Regions from separate parts of the Mus musculus genome. Here region 1 is linked to region 2. A link is a loop called in an ENCODE intact Hi-C map of the cell type or tissue named here. Cell type or tissue: left cerebral cortex. All regions are shown on one strand. Links, peaks and the distances in the headings refer to the core of each region. The heading gives the core; the rest is flanking DNA. Region 1 has its middle 67 kb from the start of Gm30116. Region 2 has its middle 250 kb from the start of Gm52242.

Evidence for each region. Peaks named below come from ENCODE experiments on the same cell type or tissue, not always from the same donor. Only the 100,000 strongest peaks of a DNase experiment are listed, where the experiment ranks them.
Region 1: it touches region 2 in a loop (2.7-fold over the local background); 5 of 42 quality-filtered maps call a loop at or near these places.

The regions. Positions count from the first base shown.
Region 1 is chr16:75,323,406-75,327,820 of GRCm38, forward strand. It overlaps a transcript of Robo2 not described here. Among named protein-coding and RNA genes, the nearest start is that of Gm30116, 67 kb to the right of the region's middle. In left cerebral cortex, for the core only: a CTCF peak has its summit at 2,100 (motif pointing left); a DNase peak (open chromatin) is centred at 2,103.
Region 2 is chr16:74,867,873-74,872,287 of GRCm38, forward strand. It overlaps a transcript of Robo2 not described here and the pseudogene Gm52278. Among named protein-coding and RNA genes, the nearest start is that of Gm52242, 250 kb to the left of the region's middle. In left cerebral cortex, for the core only: no CTCF peak of the experiment used is centred there; DNase peaks (open chromatin) are centred at 2,185 and 2,532.

The DNA.
Region 1 (4,415 bases), core at 70-4,069, 460 kb after region 2:
AGGGGAAAAGAATTGAATAGTGGGTAAAATTGAACAAAACATATTGAATTAAATTCTCAAAGAATTAATTTTAAAAGTACATTAGAATTTTCTTGAAACAGGGGAAAAAATCTCCAGATTTTATTAAGTTACTTATTTTAATATTTCAAGAAAGATCGCCATCTTGAAAAAAAATCTTTGGCATTTAAACAGATTAATGAATGTATGCGACTCCAGTTATCTTAGTCCTCATTAGCATATTTCCTTCTTTGTACAAGTCAACAAATAACTTTAAATTTACTCATTACATTCATGGGGTTGATTAAAATGTTACTAACACTGTATTGGCAACAGAGTACAGAAAATGATGCTTGTTGGGTGGTTATTAAATGTAATATATCAACAAACGTTGCTCCACCTCCAACATAAACACAGCACTGCCCAGCAGAGGTCAGATATGGACAAAGAAATCACGGATAGTTTAAACATAGTCAATACTTCAATTTCACGATGAAATTAGCATATATGTCTGAGCTTACATAAAAGACTACAGCAATAGTTATAATTTACCAAGGCTGTTTGACAGTATAAGAGTTAAAGTTTGGAGCTGGAAAAAGACAACGCACGGCCTCTCTTTAACTGCAGTTTAAATCTTTTCATCTTCAAGCTGTCATAAAGCGAGAAATGCCCAGTCCCCTGTTCCTTTGGATGGCAGCGACTGTAAGTAATCCATGTGGCCATTTTCTAATGCCAGGCCTCATTCTTGGCCACTTCGTCTGAAGCACAATGTTCGAGTGTAATGAGAAATGCAATATTCTGGGCAGATAAGGTCAGCACCTGTTAAGCATAATATAATTTCTATGATAAAATTAATTTTATGGCTTGCATAAAAAATTTTATGTGGGTTAAATACTTTTAATTACTAGCTAAATTTTGTTCCTTGGAATTCATAAATGAAGCACTTCTACCCATCATAAAAATGACTAAGTAAAAAAAAAATATATATATACATATATATTGGCAGTTTCCTTATGGCTTCCACTTCTAAGTTATATCAAAATCCTTGCTAGAGACAACTGTGATCAATAAGGCCTTTTAGGATAATTTAAACAGAAATAGTGGTGTGTTTCATGACTGGAAGTGGTTGTAGTTTCACTCATACATTTGATATCTGGGGATAGTTATTTGAATTTAAATAATATGAGCTGTGGGGTAGATTTATATAACCTAAGTTAATTATCCAGGAAATAGATACAGAGAGCTCAGGAAAGTTGAATGACAGTAACAGAGAGTCATATCACAAGTAAAACATGGGAAAATATTCCAATGTAAGAAAATGATTCTTAAAGAAAAAAAAATAAAGTAATGCTGTTAGTCACATGAACAATCAACTGAGTTTTCTCTAAAGTTTTCAATGGGGTTTTTTTAAAAAAAAATATTTACAATCATTAAATTGCTCAGAATTTAAAACTGGACAAGTTCAAGTGTGTGCTCAATGAATCCACCACATAACCAAGAATATCTATGGTTGGTTATATAATTTCTTGCTTTTATTGTCTACTCTGTAAATAATAGGATGGGTGTATTACAATGTTAACTCTATGCCAAAATCTGAAAATAAATGCAGATATCTCAGCACTGACTATCATTTATACATCTGAAATACATATTTTCTCTCGAGTTTACTTATAGGACTATAGGGAGTCATGGAAAAGTGATGTGAACGTATTTTATATGCTCATTTCAATGGTGCCCTCTGGCCTCTGCACATGTGTTATCATGCCATGCCTATGTGTGACAACACACACAAAAATAAACAAAGAGAGACAGAAGAATGAGATTGCAATGCAGTATATACAATATGACATATTACCCCTTCTTGTTAAAAAAATAAAATAAAAACAGCTAAAATTTAATTCTCCAGTTAATCCATTCTTCCTGTCTTATATCTTTTGTACTAAAGACAGTAACCCTAGCAAGAAAATAGAAAATATTTTTAAGATACACAGTTTTATTATCTCTCAGGTAACACTAAACAGATTCTAACATGTATACAGGATGCTCAATGTTCCTCCACTCCATCTTGGTGCATACAAATCTATAGAAATGTCTGCCCTCTGCTGGTTCCTTGGTATAAGATCTTGTTCTTTGGGCCCTGGACATTCTCAGCCACAAATCAACTCATACTGCTTTATATTAGATGAGTACACAGGAAGAGAGAAAGCACTGAAAATTCTGCTTCATTGTGAGCAGGGGTTCATTCCATCATGTTAGAGGCAAGCTAAGGGAATGGGAAAAATATGGTGTTTCGCTTATGAATTCAGTGGGCTAGACATGTCCAAGTTCCTAAGCCCCCAGGTTGACACGAGTGTCTGAATCTCTTTCATTTTTCTCTATATCCATACTATTTAACAAGGTCCCTTCTTACAAACATTCAAATAATTGTAGAAGAGTCCATTATTATGTATTATTTTATTTGTACATAATTGACTGTCATTGTTTTTGCCAAATATAAAAGATGTTTTATATACATTATACCATCAGCCATAAATATTATTGATATTCATTGACAAAAGAGGAAACAGTGGTCTGGAGAGAGTGAGTGGGGTGTCAGCTATGTTCCAGCTCTGTCTGAGGTTCTCTGAACACAGTTTGAAGCTGTTATGCATGTCAGTAACCTTACGATTTCCACATATCTATATCCAAGAGAAACATATGTATATATATATATATGTATATATATATATATATATATATATATATATATATATATATATATATATAGTGTTATACTCTCAAGCAATGGTTTTCAACCTGTGGTCACAATCCTTTTGGGTATATATATATATATTTGAATTAAGTTATTCCTTTAAGAAAAATCTATGATATTATGGACTATGAGTTCTGAGAAATACATAAGCCACAGTATGAAATGAAATGTTCAGGTAGGTATTACTGGAGTTGATAAGACAAAAGATCTTTTAAGCAGGGACAAATAATTTGTATTTAATGCAGAAATGCATATATTTATATATATATAAATTACATTATGGTCTATTCCTTTAGCCTTTCTCTTCTAATAAATTAAAATGATGTAGGAGTTTAAAGGGAGCATTTATTAGATGAACTAGTGTATATGATCTTAGCTATATTTTACATTCAACCTAATATAAATAAAAATATAAAATTCAACTAAGAAGCAAAATATTCTATTCCTGGAAAAACTTACAATACAATTCACTTGGAAGCATTACTATTCAAAATAGGAAGGAAAAAACATGAAAATGTTTCTGCACAGTGTTTTTGAGTTCTGTTCATATATACTTACGGCAATGAAAGTTTGATATGCCTCAATGAAAAAATAAGAAAGAGTCTTTGCCAAACAAAGACTATTATCCAGAGCCTTAGAGATTAGATCTAAGAGCCAAGAAAAAACTTTCTTAGATTGCAGGGTTACAGAGCCAACCAATCTTCAAACCCATCGAAACCTCCCTAGAATGCTAAAACACAGTATGTGTGAACAAATCACAGAAGATTTCAGAAACATCAATTTTTTAATGTCCTAAACCACTGGCTTATAAAATATAAAAGGATGTGGTATAACATGGACTTGAGGATGTACACTAGAGACACAGTCATTGGCAGGTACTTTTTTTTTACGTTGAATTATGACCCATAATGTAGTTTTATTAATGCATAAAGAAATGAATGGATAAAGTCAACTGTGAGCAATATATTATCAACCCATATTAAATACTTACAAAGTTACATATATTTTCTTTTAAAGCATTCTTTTCATTCATGATAAATTATAATACTAATATATATTGTGTTATACTCTCAAGCAATGGTTCTCAGCCTGTGGTCGCAATCCTTTTGGGGTCAAACAACACTTTCACAGGAGTTGCCTAAGACAGTCAGAAAACAGATATTTACATTATAATTCATAATAGAAAATTATAGCTATGAGGTAGCAGCAAAAATAATTTTACAGTTGGGGCAAATCACAACATGAGAAAACTTATTTTAAAGGGTCATCGTATTAGGAATGTTGAAAAACACTGCACCACTGGATCGCTGTTGATCAATGGGAATATTATTTACATTTCAAATATTGTCCCCCTTTCCAGTCCTCCATCCCCTTCTCCTCTAAGGTGTTCCCCTACCCACATACCCACTTTTACCTCAGCCCTCAAGCATCAAGCCTCCACACAACCAAATGTATCCCCTTCCACTGAAGCCAGACAAGTGAGTACTCTGCAACATATGTAATGGGAGCCACAGACCAGCCCAATGGTCTTTGGTTGGTGGCTTAGTCCCTGGGAGCTCTGAGGGGTCCAGTTAGTTGATACTGTTGTTCTTCCTATGGGGTTGCGATCCCCATCAGCTCCTTTAGTCCTTCTCCTAACTCTTTGATAGGTGTTCCTGGACTCATT
Region 2 (4,415 bases), core at 186-4,185:
ACAACAGTTCCTGGATAGGAAAATTCTAGTTTCTAAAGCTAAAGCATGGTTGACCAAATGTCTAGAGACTCATACTGATTTAAGTAAATAATGATCAGAGATGCTCGCCTGCTATTGCTATATGAGAGGAACATGCCAACAGAGCTCTATTTCAAATTTCCTGAAAGGGCTATATTTTCCCAAGCTGTAAATTGGTTAGATTGAGTAGAGGGAAATGAAAATTGAATAAAATATACTGTCAAATGACTGAATAGAAAGGTATGAAAATACAAGTTGTTATAGCATGGCCTATTAATTTTTTTTATTTTTAAGTAAGATGAAATCTACTAAAGAGTAATAAAAATAATATTTTTAAAAAATATAAGAAGTTTCAAATTTAAATCATTAACTTGATGTGTTACTTTCTCTGCCACAACAGCTTAGCACACAAGTGTTTTCATATTCATATTCTACCATTAGGTGCTGCACAATACAATATAATAAGATATTATATCTCACAATGTTAGTATTTCTGTTTCTGTATTGATAGGCACTTAACGGTAATCAATTATTTATGATAACAATAGACATGAAGAGCAGTCTCCCTTCAGGTTGATTCTGCTAAGTCAAAATGGAAAGGACTTTGCTAATGTGCTTCTTAAAAGTTAATTGAGATTGAGGTAATCACAGATGAAAGGAAAATATTATTTGTAATATTAGCATGCCCTGTTTGAATGGCAGTAATCAATTGGAAAGTAGCTGTGAAGTGGAAACTTCTAGTTTCATTGAAAAGCCAGCTATGTTAAATGATGTTTTGCTGGGGCATACAGGTAAAAGGATGTGTTGCTGGAGCAGACACGGGAATGTGTGTTGTCCTGAAGCAGACACGGGTGATGAAAGGATATTATGCTAAAGCAAATACGTGAAAGAAATCATGATGGTGGAATATAAGTATGACCCCATAGACAGTGGAAGACAGATATTGAGCATTGGTTTGGTTTGCTCCACCTTGCTATTCTTAGACTCACTATTCTACACCTCACATGTATGTTGTGATCTCCACTAGTGGTGATGCCAGAAAGAAACTCACCCAAGAACTGCCCCTGAGTTTCCTGAGGCAGCTTGCCACTTTTGCAACCTCGCTTCAGGACAGTTGCCAAGTCTTGCATTTTTCTTCAGGGTTAAACTATAGCTGCTGGTCCCTGCCTGGGATCTATTTGTCTAGAGGACAGATTCTTATCCTCATTGGTAGAATATTCTTAGAAAATAATTTTGAGACAGATGAATAGACCTTGACTTATCTTTTCAGCAGTTATGCATGGATTTTTATAGCATTCATAATTAGACAATGCTTTAAGAGTGTTTCAGTTTGCCTTAGAGTCATCTTGGAGGTGTTCAATATGTAGTGTAAAAATATGATTTTATCAGACCCAATATTATTGGAAATAATGCAATATGTCCTCTATTGCACTGAGAAAATTACAGATTGTTGGAGAAGAATAAAATTATTAGTTCGATACTACAAATTTAACTTCTGTTATTTTATATAAAGTACAATATATTCAGAAGAGAAAAAGTAGTTTGTGCATATGCAAAAATAAGTTTTAAATAAGAGAGTTCATTGTCCTAAGGAATTAGTACACTATTACCACATTCAATATTTCAAAATTGGTATTTCCATATTTTAAGAAGCATTATGACATATCTTCTCAAAATACAGGCAAAATATAACTTCTAACCTCAACGATTCCAAAACCCTTGAAATAGTACCTCAGGATTTTCAGGCTTCTTAGAAGAAATTATTATTTTCATATTCTGAAATTATGATGGAAATCTTTCAAAAGTGTCAGAAGAAAAGATATATATGAAGGAAACTATTTCAAATCTTTCATTCCCAGTTCACATGCTCCTGTGAACTTGGCCAAATACATACAACTAATTTATTTAGCAAAAGGTGCAAACTATCATAACAAAGAACAAAGAGATGAAATGCTGTCTTTGTTTGGTTGATGTTTTCATTTATTTATTTATTTATTCCTGTTATACCTCAATCACTTCCCAGTCCCACTCTCCCACCACCTTCCCCCACCCCCTTTTCTTTTGCAAAGGGCGGTCTCCATATTCTGTTCCCATTCCCCCAACCACCTACCCCCTCAGTAACAACTTGCCTTGGCACATCAAGTCTCACTTGGGTTTATATTCTATACCGATCTTAAATTTCAGAGAAGGAAATAATCCTTCAGTTCCTGGCATCTTAATAGGAACTTTTATCACCTTCAGCAGAACCTAGTAAAAAATAGTCATTTACTCCTCAATCAGTAACATAACAAGTATTTGTAAGGTTAGTGGCTTATTGATCCCTTTCATAGCAAGCTAGTAGATAAATTAAAAGAGACTCCAGCAAAGATTATGGCTGAAAACCAAGAATAGGGATAAAAGGTAGAGCTAAGCCAGAAAAATCTTTAAAAATAAATCTCACGTAGGAGTAACAACTGATCTCATCAAAATAGCAAGTTAGAGAATACCAAGAAGGAGTAGGAGCAAGTCTGTGCACAGTTTTCAGTTGACCATGGGGTTGTGCTCTCAAGAAACATTGCACCATGGGAATATTGTAACTCAAAGAAGCATTTGAAACATTTACCTTGCAGAACAGAATAGCAAAGCCACACAATGGTTTTAGGGTACCTGTTTATACTCTATTCTTATGACTCTGTGTCTGATATCTGTGGCTTGCTTCCACTCCGTCTATACAGTGTACCGATCATAATTTTTGCAGAAGAATATAATATAATATAAAGAATAATATAAAGAATAATATAAATAATAACTATAATATAATATAAAGAATAACTTCTACACTTGATCTTAGCCAAAAGGCCAAGAAGTGATGAAGTATAACTTCCAATGCATGCATATTATTTACATAGCATCACAAAATCAGATAATCCTGTCTAAAATTTTAAAGCCAGGTAGTCTTAGTTCTCACCTGAAGTTCATTCACAGTTCAGAAGCAAAGTTGGAGATATGTTGTTCTTACAGTGAGAAGAAGAAAAAGACACAAGAGGGGTGGGGTGGAGATATGGCTCAACTGTTAGTAGCACTTGTTCTTTTAGCGGACATGTTTTGCTTCCCAGGACCTAAGTGATGGCTGATAACCATTTGCAACCCCAGTTTCAGGGTGCTCAATGCTTTCTTTTTACACACTGAAGCACCAAACCCAAGATGCAAAAAAAAAAATCATACATGTATGCAGGCAAAACATAAAATAAAATAAATATAAGCTTTATAAAAATGTAGCAATAACAAATTTAAAATGAAAAATGCTCAGATAAACATGTGGTAGAAAGAAATTAGGCTAACTAAGGTATAGCTTAAGAAAGATGATGGTATACTGTAAAGCCAAATATTATTACCTGATCTCCAGAAAGCATGGAGCAGTTTCAGACATAAAACTAAAGTCTGCGAAGATAAACTTGTAGTTTTGGGGGGGTTTCCTCTGTAGTTATAAAATGAAGAACAGAAAGGCAAAACTGTGGATGTAGTTGACAAAAGCTGCTCCTCACCCAGGAGATGCTGCTGTAAATACGCTCCCCCTTCATGTCTTAGGACAAGCGATAGAAGGGAATTTCCAGCAATGTAGTCCTTTCTCTTTTCAGATTTACGTGTTGATCACACACTGACTTAAAACATCTTCCTGCCTAAGACAGGAATTACACATAACAGAATGTCTTCCTTAGAATCAAAACCTTGGACAGGTGCTAGTAATGAAAGGTGACCAGAATTCAAAATAAGAGCTGTTGATATTGCCTCAAGTCCACAAGCCATAGAGCCCTTCTTTCAATATCAAATAAACTAATTTGTCAGAAATATAACCAAGGCTTGCCATCATTTTTTTCCTCTCTCGGTATTCCTTAGTCGCGTCTGTATTTTTTTGGGAAGGATTGGAGCTTCTTTGTCTTTTTCAGTTCCACCTTAGCCCATCTCACCTTCTCTTCCATGGTGATACCTGAACCTTAGGCACAATAGTGGTTTGTAGATGTATGCATTGAGCCTGGAATTCACAACTCTACATTTTTTCAATGACTGTTTTTCTCTAATGGTCTCTGTCTGTTCCAAAAAGACAGTTCCTTAATGGGAAGCAAGAACTATACTGGCCTAGATATCCAAGGCAAAATATTTCAAATGCAATTAGGAATTATGCTGGTTTAGTAACATGAAGTTTGTAAATTCTTCAAGATCCATGACTCACTAGCCCTGAGTAGTTGCATCTAATTCCAGTTATGAGTTCTCTTAAGAGTAGATCTTGAGTCCAGTTAGATAGCTGTTGGTTATCACTTTGTATGAGTGCCACTAAGGAGCCATTAGTTTTAAAGGTTCGCACCGAAGTATGAGAGTCACTGCTGAGCTCTTAGGGTTATTGTGCCATGTTGGCGTTT